Regions from separate parts of the Homo sapiens genome. Here region 1 is linked to region 2. A link is a contact called in ENCODE Hi-C or POLR2A ChIA-PET data. All regions are on one chromosome and are shown on one strand. The core of a region is the stretch at or near the end of the contact, and the rest is flanking DNA. Distances in the headings are between cores, read along the strand shown. Region 1 overlaps UTRN (utrophin). Region 2 overlaps UTRN (utrophin).

What was found. Hi-C counts contacts between places; a loop is a spot of excess contacts on that map. ChIA-PET counts read pairs that join two places held with the same protein, here RNA polymerase II (POLR2A). Pooled maps may share reads with other maps.
Region 1: a loop to region 2 is called in a pooled map, with 3 times the contacts of the local background. The contact joins two enhancer-like sites. A Hi-C loop is called at or near these places in 1 of 168 maps with a recorded cell type or tissue (naive thymus-derived CD4-positive, alpha-beta T cell) and 6 of 50 pooled maps. POLR2A ChIA-PET finds 5 or more read pairs at or near these places in 2 of 52 experiments (T-cell and naive thymus-derived CD8-positive, alpha-beta T cell).

Annotation. Positions count from the first base shown.
Region 1 is chr6:144,333,031-144,335,730 of GRCh38, reverse strand. All of the region lies in intron 2 of UTRN (utrophin), which reads right to left. Among named protein-coding and RNA genes, the nearest start is that of UTRN, 49 kb to the right of the region's middle. Within about 2 kb of position 1,355, at least 15 of the 41 ENCODE cell types and tissues checked have a DNase peak (open chromatin) inside an H3K27ac peak, as active enhancers do.
Region 2 is chr6:144,558,871-144,561,570 of GRCh38, reverse strand. All of the region lies in intron 50 of UTRN (utrophin), which reads right to left. Among named protein-coding and RNA genes, the nearest start is that of SNORA98, 150 kb to the right of the region's middle. Within about 2 kb of position 1,255, at least 5 of the 41 ENCODE cell types and tissues checked have a DNase peak (open chromatin) inside an H3K27ac peak, as active enhancers do.

The sequences.
Region 1 (2,700 bases), core at 106-2,605, 230 kb after region 2:
GAGTTTATTTATGAGCCACGAGATTCAGCAGTGGGTTCACAGTGCCAGAGTTCCTGGAAAGAGCATTTGAGAGAGCCAGGCAGCTGATAGGTTTAAGCAGTGCCTACTCTGTTCCATGCAGTACAGCAGTGAAAGAGCCGGTTCCCAGGCCAGGCAAGGCAAGTGCTATAGATGGAGAGTTGAGGGACCTGCCATATCATTGCCTCAGGAATCGGGTTCAACTACGGAGGCAGGTCAGAGCATGCCAAAAAGGGGAAAGGAGAAGTCAGAGGCTGAGGAAACAGGTGGGAGTGAGTGCTGCAGAGGCAAGACAGGCACAAACAACCTGTTATTAAAATGCTCTACAGAGTTGCAAAGGAGCGGGTGGCAGATGGGAGGAGGGAACTCAGAAACAATGTCAGAAGGTACAAAGGAGAAAGGGCGATCCAGAAATAAGACAAGAACAAAGCTGGGCTCTCTTATTCCAGGACAGTGGTCAACAAGCCATTCCTGAGTTTGCAAGTCAGGACCACTTATGTGCCATTTCACATTAAACTTCACTTTCCATGAAATTTTTCTCTGCCAGAGAATGTCCAGTAGTAAATCTGTCTATCTATAAAAGTATAAATAAATTAAACATGGCAAAGTTGGTTTTAAATAAGGAATGTTAGACTACCGTAACTTTCTGGAGGTTGTCAATGAACTATAGTACTGGAACTACGGATGTTCCTACTTGATCATCAGGATATAATTTGGTCTGTATTCACTTTTAGAGATCTCTGAACTTCAAAGTTCGTTCAATTTATTTTCACTGATGCCTTCAAAATTCTTAAAAGTTAAGTTGTGTCAATATTTCAACTCTCACTTGAAAAATGAGGTTATTGAGGTTTCAGGACACAAAGTAAAACACCAAATTCGTGCTGTGAGTGGATTTAAACCTCAGGGCCAGCTCCCAGCTATTGAGCCGTTCCTTCAGCCATAGCATGCATCTTGCAAAGCAGCTCCCTGGCTTTCGAGAGCATTGCCTGAACCAACATGAAGCCTAGAGATGTCAAAGTTATGTTTATGAAAGTAAATGATACTATGCAATACCTCCTGTCTTCCTCAGTCATAGCCAAACAGCAAATGAAGCCAAGAGGAAATACATGTTCCTCAATAGCAGTAAGGTTCCAGGTATCAGGTGGCGGCAGCAGCTGCTGAAAGCCTGTTCCACTTCACCCCTCCCCTAGAACCCCAAACTCGGGCACAAACCCACGCCTCAAACTCTTGAGGCTGCCCGGATTATGAGTCTTTCGGCGACAGATGACAGAGTGACGCAACACTACCACTCCCGGGGGCGCTAAAATCATAGCCTTGACGGAACAGGAAGGTGGTTACTCTTCACAGAAGCTACTAATCTGCTGCCCCCACCCTGCCTCACCACCCCCACCCCCCCCAAACACACACCGGAAAGAGGGAGGAGGAAAAGGAAATGAAAGCAAGTGACTCTAGGGTCTGGATTTCATATGCAAGAATAGCCAGCAACAGGTGCAGCATTCCGGTGAAATTAAGACACTCAAAGCACCATTTGCCTCCACAGCATAAAGAGCCCAGGCACAGAAACCCAACATTAGGCAATGATGTCAGAAGTGCAAATCATCATCATTCTCTAGCCAGCAGCAATTTTGTAGGGAAAAAAATAAAAGGGCATTTGTCTGTTGATACATAATTTCTTTTAATTTAGGAGTCCTCTCTTAAAATAGTTTGAAAATAATCTTAGCATCGATCATCAATGTACTTTTTTAATACCTAGTGACTATCACAGTGCCTAGCACATAGTAGGTGGGTGGATAAATATTTACTGAACGAATGAATAAAATGAGATATTTACTGAACGAATGAATAAAATGAGAGGTAAACAAAAAATTTTCTTCACAAATAAAGATAACCAAAATCTACACTAGTATATAAGTGTATCTTTTTCCCCATTTCTCCAAGAACAGAACAAAAGGTTGGAATCAGTAGCCAAGGACACTGGCTTCATCATGTTGTTGATGAACACATCAGGAGATGCAAACCGTCCACCCCTGGCTGAAACTGAGAAGCCCGATCTGCCACCCCTTGGGTGATCTATGCAGGGAATTCTCATCTGCAGAAGATCCAATGGGAAAAACAATCACAATCATTTAAGCAATCCACCTTTAGATTTTCCTTTCTTTCAATGTGCCATTTCACATAACATTTTTTTTACCTGGCATTATAAGAGAATTTACAAGATAAGTGTTGCTGTATGATCTTCTTCAACATGACAGAAATCATCAACTCATAATATGTTATGGAAAATGTCTTATACTGTGTGTGACATGCTATATGAAAAATCTGAATGTGAATAAGACGGTATAGAAATGAAGCTATTTTATGGGCTCTAAAAACTGACAGAATCAGTAGAGAACAAAGAGCAATAAAAATGAGCCCATCAATGGGAGAAGGTCTGTTATGGGAAGACTGTATTGAATTAAAAGGTTAATATCAGGCTGAGCTCAGTGGCTCATACCTGTAATCCCAGCACTTTGGGAGGCCGAGGTGGGTGGATCACCTGAGGTCAGGAGTTCGAGACAGGCCTGGCCAACATGACAAAACCCCATCTCTACTAAAAATACAAATACGAAAATTAGCCACGTGTGGTGGTGGGAGCCTGTAATCCCAGCTACTTGGGAGACTAAGGCAGGAGAATTGGCTGGA
Region 2 (2,700 bases), core at 6-2,505:
TAACATAGGCAAGGTAAAATGCGATAAGGACAAGGAGAAAAACACAGAGTAATTAGTGATTTCTAAGAAACTATTTATAGCACACAGTTATACTGTCTCATTTCCTTTACAATACTTCAGTGTAGATAACTATGTGTGTATATACATGAGTGTGCATATATATACATACCTGTATATACATGCATGTGCAAACACGTCTATACACACAGTTATATGTGTGTGTATATGTGTGTGTATAAACACACACATATATGTGTATGTATATATACATGTGTGTTACACAGGTGTGTATACGTGTGTGTGTGTATGTATATATATATATATATATATATATATATATATATATATATATATATATATATATAATGTTATTTTTGCCCTGGAGTGCCAAAATATATACAGCTAAAATAGCATTTTAGACCCAAATCAGGCATCCACACTGACTGTGCTATAAACACATTTCAACAATCACTATCTCAACTGGCACTAGAAAATTTGTTAATTAGCATTAAGAGATGGAAGGAAAAAAAGTGATAAGTAAAAAAAGTAGTGGTCAGGATATATAGATTAGTTAGAAACATTAGAGACAGGCCTACTTTTCAAAGAATCCAAAAAATCAGGATTCAGTTGCGTTTCAGAAGTAATATTATTTTTGAACATTAGAAAACTAATATTATGAAAGTAACTATATTAATTACTACCCCTGAACAGGGTCTGGGGAAGCAATCAAACACATTAATATTTCTGCAGCAAGGAAAAAGGCTATTCATACTAACCAGAATAAATAAAGACTTTAATAAAGAGCTGCATGGTAATTCAAAGATTTCTGTTATCAAAGCTGTTTTTAGATTTTGGCATTGTAGATAAGGGATTGTGGACTTATAATTGTGAATAGCTAAATTATTTAGGCTAACTGCAATTCATACAAAACATTTCCTTTGAAAGCTGATATTGAACTTCACACATTATGCTGCACAGTATTCCATGTGCAAATATAACAACCCTTCACCCCTCCAGAATTTGGCTGACAATGATGTATATAAAGAACAGGCTGGAAGATAAGAGGGCAGCCATGGTAAAAAGGCCTCTCAGCAGCCATTAGACGGGGTGTGATGGCCACGTACTGGAGTGCATTACATTATGCATAAAAAAGGCCCCGTATCTTTCATCTGATATGGCTTCTAAACTCAACACAGATAAGAATCAGTAAGCGGAATTACAGACAGAACTGAGAGGCGGGTACACAAAGCAGTCACCAAGAATGTCAGCAACGGCTGACAGTCTGATTCAAAGAACAAAAATGAAACTGTTTTTAGAGACAATAAGAGCCTGGCTTGCCAGTCAAGCTTGAATTCCAATCCCAACTCTGCCATTATAAGCTGTGTAGTCTTGAGTAATTCCTTAACTTCTCTGTACTTCAGTTTATTCATTAACATAGGACTGATGAAAATGCTACCTCTCTCCTGCAGTTGTTGTGAAGATTAAATGAAATGATGTGTGTGAAGAGGTCAGTACAGTGCCTGACAATGAGACGACACTCAAAATTTATACGCACAAAACAAAGCCCCAAATCTCACAAAGTATAGCAGCCTGAATAAATTTACTGCCAATTCTTCAGAACTCACAGCATGAAGAGCATTACCATTTAGTATAGAAAAATATCATCCTGACTGTGTTGCATGACTTTGAACATGTCACTTAACTTCTCTGAGCCTGAGAATATTAGATTAGACCATGTATTCTCAACACAGGTAATAAATGGTTATTTCTTTTCAGGGGGAGGGTGAAAAAATGTATTCTTTTTATGTATAAAGCACAACCATACAGTACACAGTATATCATGGTATTAAAATTTCATGGGAAGATGAGTCTACACAGGCTCCTTAGGGAAGCGATAATGTAAAGAAAGGTTGAGAAACACTGGTTCAGAAGAACTCTAAGGTCACTCGTATCCATTAAAGTTCCTTAATTCTATCTTTGCAACAATACTACCAAGAATTCAGAAAAAAGTTAAATATACATTCACAAGCTTTAAGAAGGCAAAGAAAGATTTATATATTCTACAAAGATGTCCATTTAAAATAGTTAAAAATTGTAAAGTTCACTGGGTTTAAAAGAGAAAACTCTCTTTACATATAGAAGCCCTAGTTATCATTCACGAAGGGATCCTATGAGCCAGTTTTGCTCTGTTTTCCCTGTTTTATAGATAACAATATATCTAAATCATGTCTAAATATTAATATAATTACTTATTTCCACCCCCCGGAAAATGCAGAGAGAAAACACAATAAGGACAACCACTTGTAACTACAAAGAAACTGGAACATTGTAATTGTCTTAGCTATGATAAACGAAAAATCACCTTGCAATATAATTCATTTTTAATTGCCTCTTCCATCTAATCCAACTACTGCTGTAGGCTGTCTTAAAATATTTACAAAGTAAAAGCAAAAAAAAAAAATAAGAAGAAGAATTGGAGGTGCTAAATAAAGCAGGCCACACATTCCTAACGGATAAATTTTTTGTTAAGTTTACAAGGAAAACAAAGTCCTAACTCTTATACATGGAATTTTTGGAAACACAAAGACAGAGCATATTTAAGGACTATATCTCTTTTTTTTATGTTAGCTATATTATGCAAATAATTTTTATTCATCGTACTTACTGTAATACGTATATGTTTTCATCCACAGTTCCTGC